2 separate regions of the Homo sapiens genome follow, and region 2 is linked to region 1. A link is a loop called in an ENCODE intact Hi-C map of the cell type or tissue named here. Cell type or tissue: dorsolateral prefrontal cortex. All regions are shown on one strand. Each heading gives the region's core, and the rest is flanking DNA. Links, peaks and the distances in the headings are about the cores only. Region 1 overlaps SLC24A3 (solute carrier family 24 member 3). Region 2 overlaps SLC24A3 (solute carrier family 24 member 3).

What was found. Hi-C counts contacts between places; a loop is a spot of excess contacts. Peaks named below come from ENCODE experiments on the same cell type or tissue, not always from the same donor. Only the 100,000 strongest peaks of a DNase experiment are listed, where the experiment ranks them.
Region 2: a loop joins it to region 1, with 4 times the contacts of the local background. A loop is called at or near these places in 1 of 110 quality-filtered maps.

Annotation. Positions count from the first base shown.
Region 1 is chr20:19,491,948-19,494,866 of GRCh38, reverse strand. All of the region lies in intron 2 of SLC24A3 (solute carrier family 24 member 3), which reads right to left. Among named protein-coding and RNA genes, the nearest start is that of SLC24A3-AS1, 210 kb to the right of the region's middle. In dorsolateral prefrontal cortex, for the core only: no CTCF peak of the experiment used is centred there; a DNase peak (open chromatin) is centred at 1,717.
Region 2 is chr20:19,433,912-19,436,830 of GRCh38, reverse strand. The region is part of intron 2 of SLC24A3 (solute carrier family 24 member 3); the gene reads right to left. Among named protein-coding and RNA genes, the nearest start is that of SLC24A3-AS1, 150 kb to the right of the region's middle. RefSeq lists enhancers at 2,620-2,679, 2,840-2,899. In dorsolateral prefrontal cortex, for the core only: no CTCF peak of the experiment used is centred there; no DNase peak of the experiment used is centred there.

The DNA of each region.
Region 1 (2,919 bases), core at 225-2,724:
CTTCAGTTGGCTTTTGTTCTAAGTCTCCAAAGGAATGGGGCATCCCTTTGAATTGTAAAATGCATCAGAGGTGAGTCCTCTAGCCTTTTCGGGATGGCCAGAGCAAGATTTGCCTCTTAATCCCTCTAAGTCACTGCAGCCCAAAGCTGGATGAGTGGGTCTAGCTCCTTCTGTCCCAAATTCCAGGCTCAGGAAGACCCTAGTCCAGGCTGTGCACCCTGGAAACTGACCTACAGCACATAACCAAATTTGAATTAGACACCAAAAACAATGTGCACCCCCAAACTCCCACCCCAAACATCTTTGCAATCATTAAAATGGGGTAGTATTTCCTTCCCCCAAATCTCCCTTTGAAGCTTGAAGAAGGATTCTAGAAGGGTTTTATATTTTAATAAGTTTGTTTCCCAGATGATTTCATTACTTGGAAGGCAATGAGTCTGGACAGAACCAAGCATCCTCATTGAGATGCCCTAAAGATTCGTGTTTGCAAAGCTTCCCTCCACTAATTTTGTAGATCTGCTAGATGGAGCCAGTTTACTGCAAGAGTACTTCTCTGCTGAAGCATTTTCAATTCTGGAGAGAGATTTTGCTCTCCTTCATCACAAGGACTAAAACTGTCTAAAAAGTTTTCCACAGGCATGACTTATTTGGGTGGGTATGGACTATAGATGGGCAAACCCAGGGTCTAAGTACTCAGATAACACAGGCAGCATCTCTGCTGGGCACATGGGGCCTGGTGGCCGAGGCTGAGCCTCACAGAGAGATACCCATCAAAAGAAGGATCTCCAGTCACAGACCCTCTCCCCCTCCATGCAGATCTATGCACCCCAGGCCCTGGGGAGCCGCCCGGAAGGAGCATGAGCTATTTTGACTTGGAATGCGGCAAGCTAGGCCAAGGAAGTTGGAGCCAAGAGATACAGTGTCCAGCAAGACACCCGAGAGAGAGCATTTCCCTCCAAACCAGGCCTGTGAGGAACCAAAGAGGCAAGCAGCATAGTGGACCATCTGCAGCACGACCCTAGAAAGTCTGCCTCATTGCAGTGTTTCTGGAGTGTGGAGGGCTAAGCCATTCTCTCAGGGAAGGGGATGAACTGGCCATTGGCTTGAGAAGTGTTTCCCTGACTTGCCCTTAGCCTAACTGATCCCCCCAACTAAGATTCTTACCCTCCAGCTCCAGTGATCCCATTTTATGATCCATTCTCTTTCCCTAAGAAAGCACCCAGATTCTCTCCTCTTACCCACCCCCTGACATCTGATGACTGCTTCACATTTTCAGGCTATTCTACCCTTTTATCCTCAGCCTGGTCCTAAGAATGCAGAAAATAGTCAATAAATGCTGGTTGAAGAAGCATACATATGATTATTATATAGTACAGTGTTAGTACTTGGTTTATTCATTCACTCATTTAATTAAAATTTTGGAGTACCAACTCTATAACAGGTGTTGCATTCATCAGTAAATAAATAGACAGTGTTCACCCGGTTTGCTTATCTTTCTTACTCTTTTTAAAAATACATCACTGAATTGTGTGTGTCTTCCAAGGTATGCATCCTAGACCAACTTCCAAGGTCTTCAGGCCCTCCCACCGGCTATGTCAGAGATAAGATCTGAGATGGTGACTGCTCATGTGACCAACTCAAGGGGATGGAAATGACAGTCATTGAGATAACTGACAAAGAAATGGCCCACATCTGTGATGCTTCCCCATCCAGCTGGTCACCTGGTCGGCTTGCACTGATTCCTGTCACCATGGCAACGAGGCCAGGCCAACCATTTAATTCAGAGAGCTACACAGCAGCCTCACAAGCAACCTCAGGATCCAGAAATAATTCCATTCCCAGAGTCAGATATCGGCAGTGAGACATATAAAACATTATTGGAAAGATTAGAAATACCATACTCTGAACTGCTTCTAAATCCCTAGGGCTGTTGAAATCCCATCGCTATGGCTGGATAGCTCTTAAGGTATGAGAAGTACACACAGGATGCCTGGAAGGTGCTTGGTGTGCTTCCAGGGATGTGTAGATGAGGACAGGCCATACGAGAACAAACTTTGTAAATGTTAATAGTTATATAATGATCATTTTAATATTATTATAAAAATATCCACACTTATTTATGAAACAGATATAATAAAATTAGCTTCAAAAAATACAGTTTTTGAAAGTGAGTTTAAGGAAAATATACAGGAAATAATAATTCTCCAGGGAGTATGTGGATATGGTGAACATGTAAATATGAGATGCAGGAAACTAAAGCACTGGATCCCTGGCCTCAGGAGTAAAAGGCTAAAGGTCCATAGTGAGTGGGATTCTACCACAGTATTAACTTCCTGGAATCCTCTGCTTCTTGAATGGGAAAAATGAATGACTGTAAGAACTCCCATGGACTGAGCAGGTGTGGTGGGCTGAACGCTGGTGCCAGGCTACAGATGCGTTGTCTCAAATGGTCCTTCGAACACACTGGCAGATAAGTGGAGTTGTCACCATTGCACAGATGTGGAGATTTGATTCAGAAAGGAAAATAATCTGCCCAAGGCCACATGACTCATAAGTGGCAGAGACAAATCTAAAACCCTGTTTTCTTGGACTCCAGAGCCCAGGCTTTTAACTACAATGTTGTCCTGAGTACTCTAAAGCAAGCATCTGGCCTTGCTTTAGAGTATAGTAAAGAAGAATATCCATGGCCTTGTCAAGGCCAGAAAGCTCTGTTTGAAATACTTGCAAAGTTTCCTATCAAAAGGTAGATAACTTTCGGATCTAGTGCACAGTGAACAACCTGGGTATCTGCCCACACCACTGGTTTTCATCTGCACCCCGCTTCGGTGTGCCTCCAGTTTGTAACAGCCAGCACATGCACCTTCTCTTTGAAGAGGGGTGAAGGGGGGGCCCTTGAGCACTTCTGGAAGAGCATGGGCA
Region 2 (2,919 bases), core at 326-2,825, 58 kb after region 1:
CAGTTTCTTAGCCATTGTGATTGGTCCAGGGAAGGGCACAGGTGCCAGCTGTAACCAATCAGAGCCCTTCTTTGGGGTTTTCCCAAGTAGAGATGGGGAGAGAGTCCCATTATCCCTAGAAGCTGAGATGTAAAGATTGGGTCCAGGTGTAGTGGTGACCCTGGACCCGGCTGCCTGTGAAAGCAGATACATGAATACACACCAAGAAAAGAGTAAAAGAGAGTAAGACTGATATGATGAGAGAGGCAGCCAGAAGACCTCCTGGGCTCCTTTGCTCTAGTGCTGTCTATCAGCCACAAAGCTCCTGGGAGCATCCAGCCAGAAACTAGGGTTGAGGTGGGGAAGATATCCCCTGGAGAAGCCCCTGAAAGTACTGGGGTCAGTAAATCTACATGAGCATACTGAACCTTTTCAGCAGGTAGAGCAGGAGTTCTTTCTCACATCCATCTGTGAAGTCCAAGAGACATAAATCTGAGCGTCATGCTAAATAAGGCCAAGATCATGAGCTGAAATTCTACTTGGGTCCTTTTACATGGCTTTTTTAAAGGAAGTCAGAGGAGAGTATTCCCAACCGTTGAAAAAGGACGGGTCAATTAGAAGTTCCATTAGTGGCTCAGTGCAACTAGGAAAACATAAGTACTATTATATTAGTATAGGATATGAAAACAGTGATCCTTACCTCAGGGTGTAAGGACTGAATCAACTGACATGTGCCAAGTTCTGGAAACTATCTGACACATGGTAAATACTCAACAACTGTTAGCTATTATTATCTCCACTATTTGCATTTGAACTGAGGAAGATCTTAAACCAGTCTCCTTGCCAAGCACAAGTCAGCACTTGTAGGAAGGACATGCCAGCAGGTCACTTGGTACAGAGAATTTCAGGTGATTAAGCTGCAGACCCAAGAGACAAGAAAATGAATGTCTGCATCATTATATCATTCATTCTTGGAACCAGTTTGGGCATCTACTACAATGTGAGGTGTAGGCAAGTCAGCAGGGCAGACTTTTCTCTGTTCTATGTTTCTCCTATAACCATGAGCTGTTATAGGACTGTTCCAACTGGAAGAGACTTTAAAGATAAGGAAAGCTATCACAGACTCTCACTAGACAGACGAGAAAACTACAGTCACCTTTGGATTCTGAGTCTACAGGTCAGTGCTTGTCAGGGGTGGGCACTCCAGCTGGGTCACTCTTTGCCTGGGGAAAAAGCTCCAAAGGTGACCGTGAGTACTTTAAGCACATACTAATTGCCCTGGGATACCCCTAACTGTCCAGTACTGAACTGTGAGCACATCATCTAGCCAAGTAGATCATTCTGGATTCCTAACATTTTAGTGGGCAGATGAATCTCCTTCCAAAACATTTCTCCTTGAAATTGTACTTAATGCTATGGTATAGACTATAAGTGGTGACAACGAATGTCTTTTTTACTAAAATCCTTTTCTATGTTGTTTGGTGTAGAAATGTAAAACATATACTGAAGATAAGTCTGTAAGATGGCAGGTTCTTGCATGGGCAGTACCACTTAATCATGTCAGTGAAGTGATGGAGTAGGTGCTGTTATGCTCATTTTACAGAGGAGAAAATTCAAGTTCTGGGGAGTTAAGTTTCCCAACTTTCTGCAGCTGGTAATTGGCTCTGCCAGGATTTAAACCTGGCCTTGCCTTACTTGGAAGCCTGTTCTCTCTCCATTGTGCATTGTCTCAAAATAGAGAGGGCAGCATTTGTAAATAATTTTGGCAAAATCCAAAGCTGGAGTAATTGGATCAGTTGATCAACAAGTATCTGTCCAAAGATATGCAGAGCACCTCAAGCTACGGGGAAGACTAAGGAAAGATAGCCTTTTTTGAATTTTTTGAATTTTTTGAAATTTTGAATATCTTGGCTGTTGCCAAGATAACTGTCAATTGTTAAGTGGCTTACAAAAGTAAGAGACAGAATCCCTGTATGATGCCAGCAAGAAGGAAAGAGTTCCTTCCCTTCAGGTTAGCAGTCACCATTCCCCTTACCCTGCACATGTGACTCTCCCTAATTAGGCATTAAATGAGCTCCATTTCTTTCCAGAAAAAAAAAAAAAGCATCCTATCTCTAAGTTCCCATCTGTAAGACTGTAAAATCCCTTTACTTTGTAATTAGCCAAGAACAAATAACCATCCAGAGGCAGCTGTGCTGCCTATTAGAGGGATGTAGAGAAAAAAAGAGAATGGTAGATAGCATGCCTCACTGTAGGTATTATTTGTTTCTTTCTGAGCAAAAATGACAAATTCTCCAAAAGAAAAAAAAATCATTTGTCACCAATGCACCAATGCTAACAGTGCAGACCAGGGTTCTATAAAGTTTTCTGTTTTTTCCAGAATTGAAATGTTCTTCCTGCAGTGTCCACTTTCTTGAGCTGAGGTCACCTGAAGAACGTTTTCTCATTTGTTCCCACCATGTGCTCAGACTCAAGGTGATGCTCCTTTTCTCTCGCACCTTGTTCAGCTGCCTGCTTCTCTCTAGAGAGCTTTCCCAAGCCCTCGCTGCGGAGTGATCAAAAGGGGCTGATGGATGCCAGGTTTAGGAAATTCCATGGGAGAATACAGTTCAGCGGTTCCTTGGTTTTACTGCCCATGAAAATTTCCCATATATGGGGGTTTCTGTGAGCACAAATGTAGTCCTAAATCTTTACTTATCTTGTTCGGTAAACCACTGACATTTCAGCTCAGTGATGTGTATTAATCACGTCTTTCATTTCCTGTATTTCAATGCTCTGATACTGCATCTTGCTGACCCTGAGGGACTGCCCCTCCCAGGGTTAACCAGCTCCTAGAGATAGGGAGCAACATACCCAAGACTGTGCTTTTCAAATACAAACCAATCAATCCAGAGCTCACACCCAACCATCTCCTTTATTAGACTCTCACTCCCCACTTTG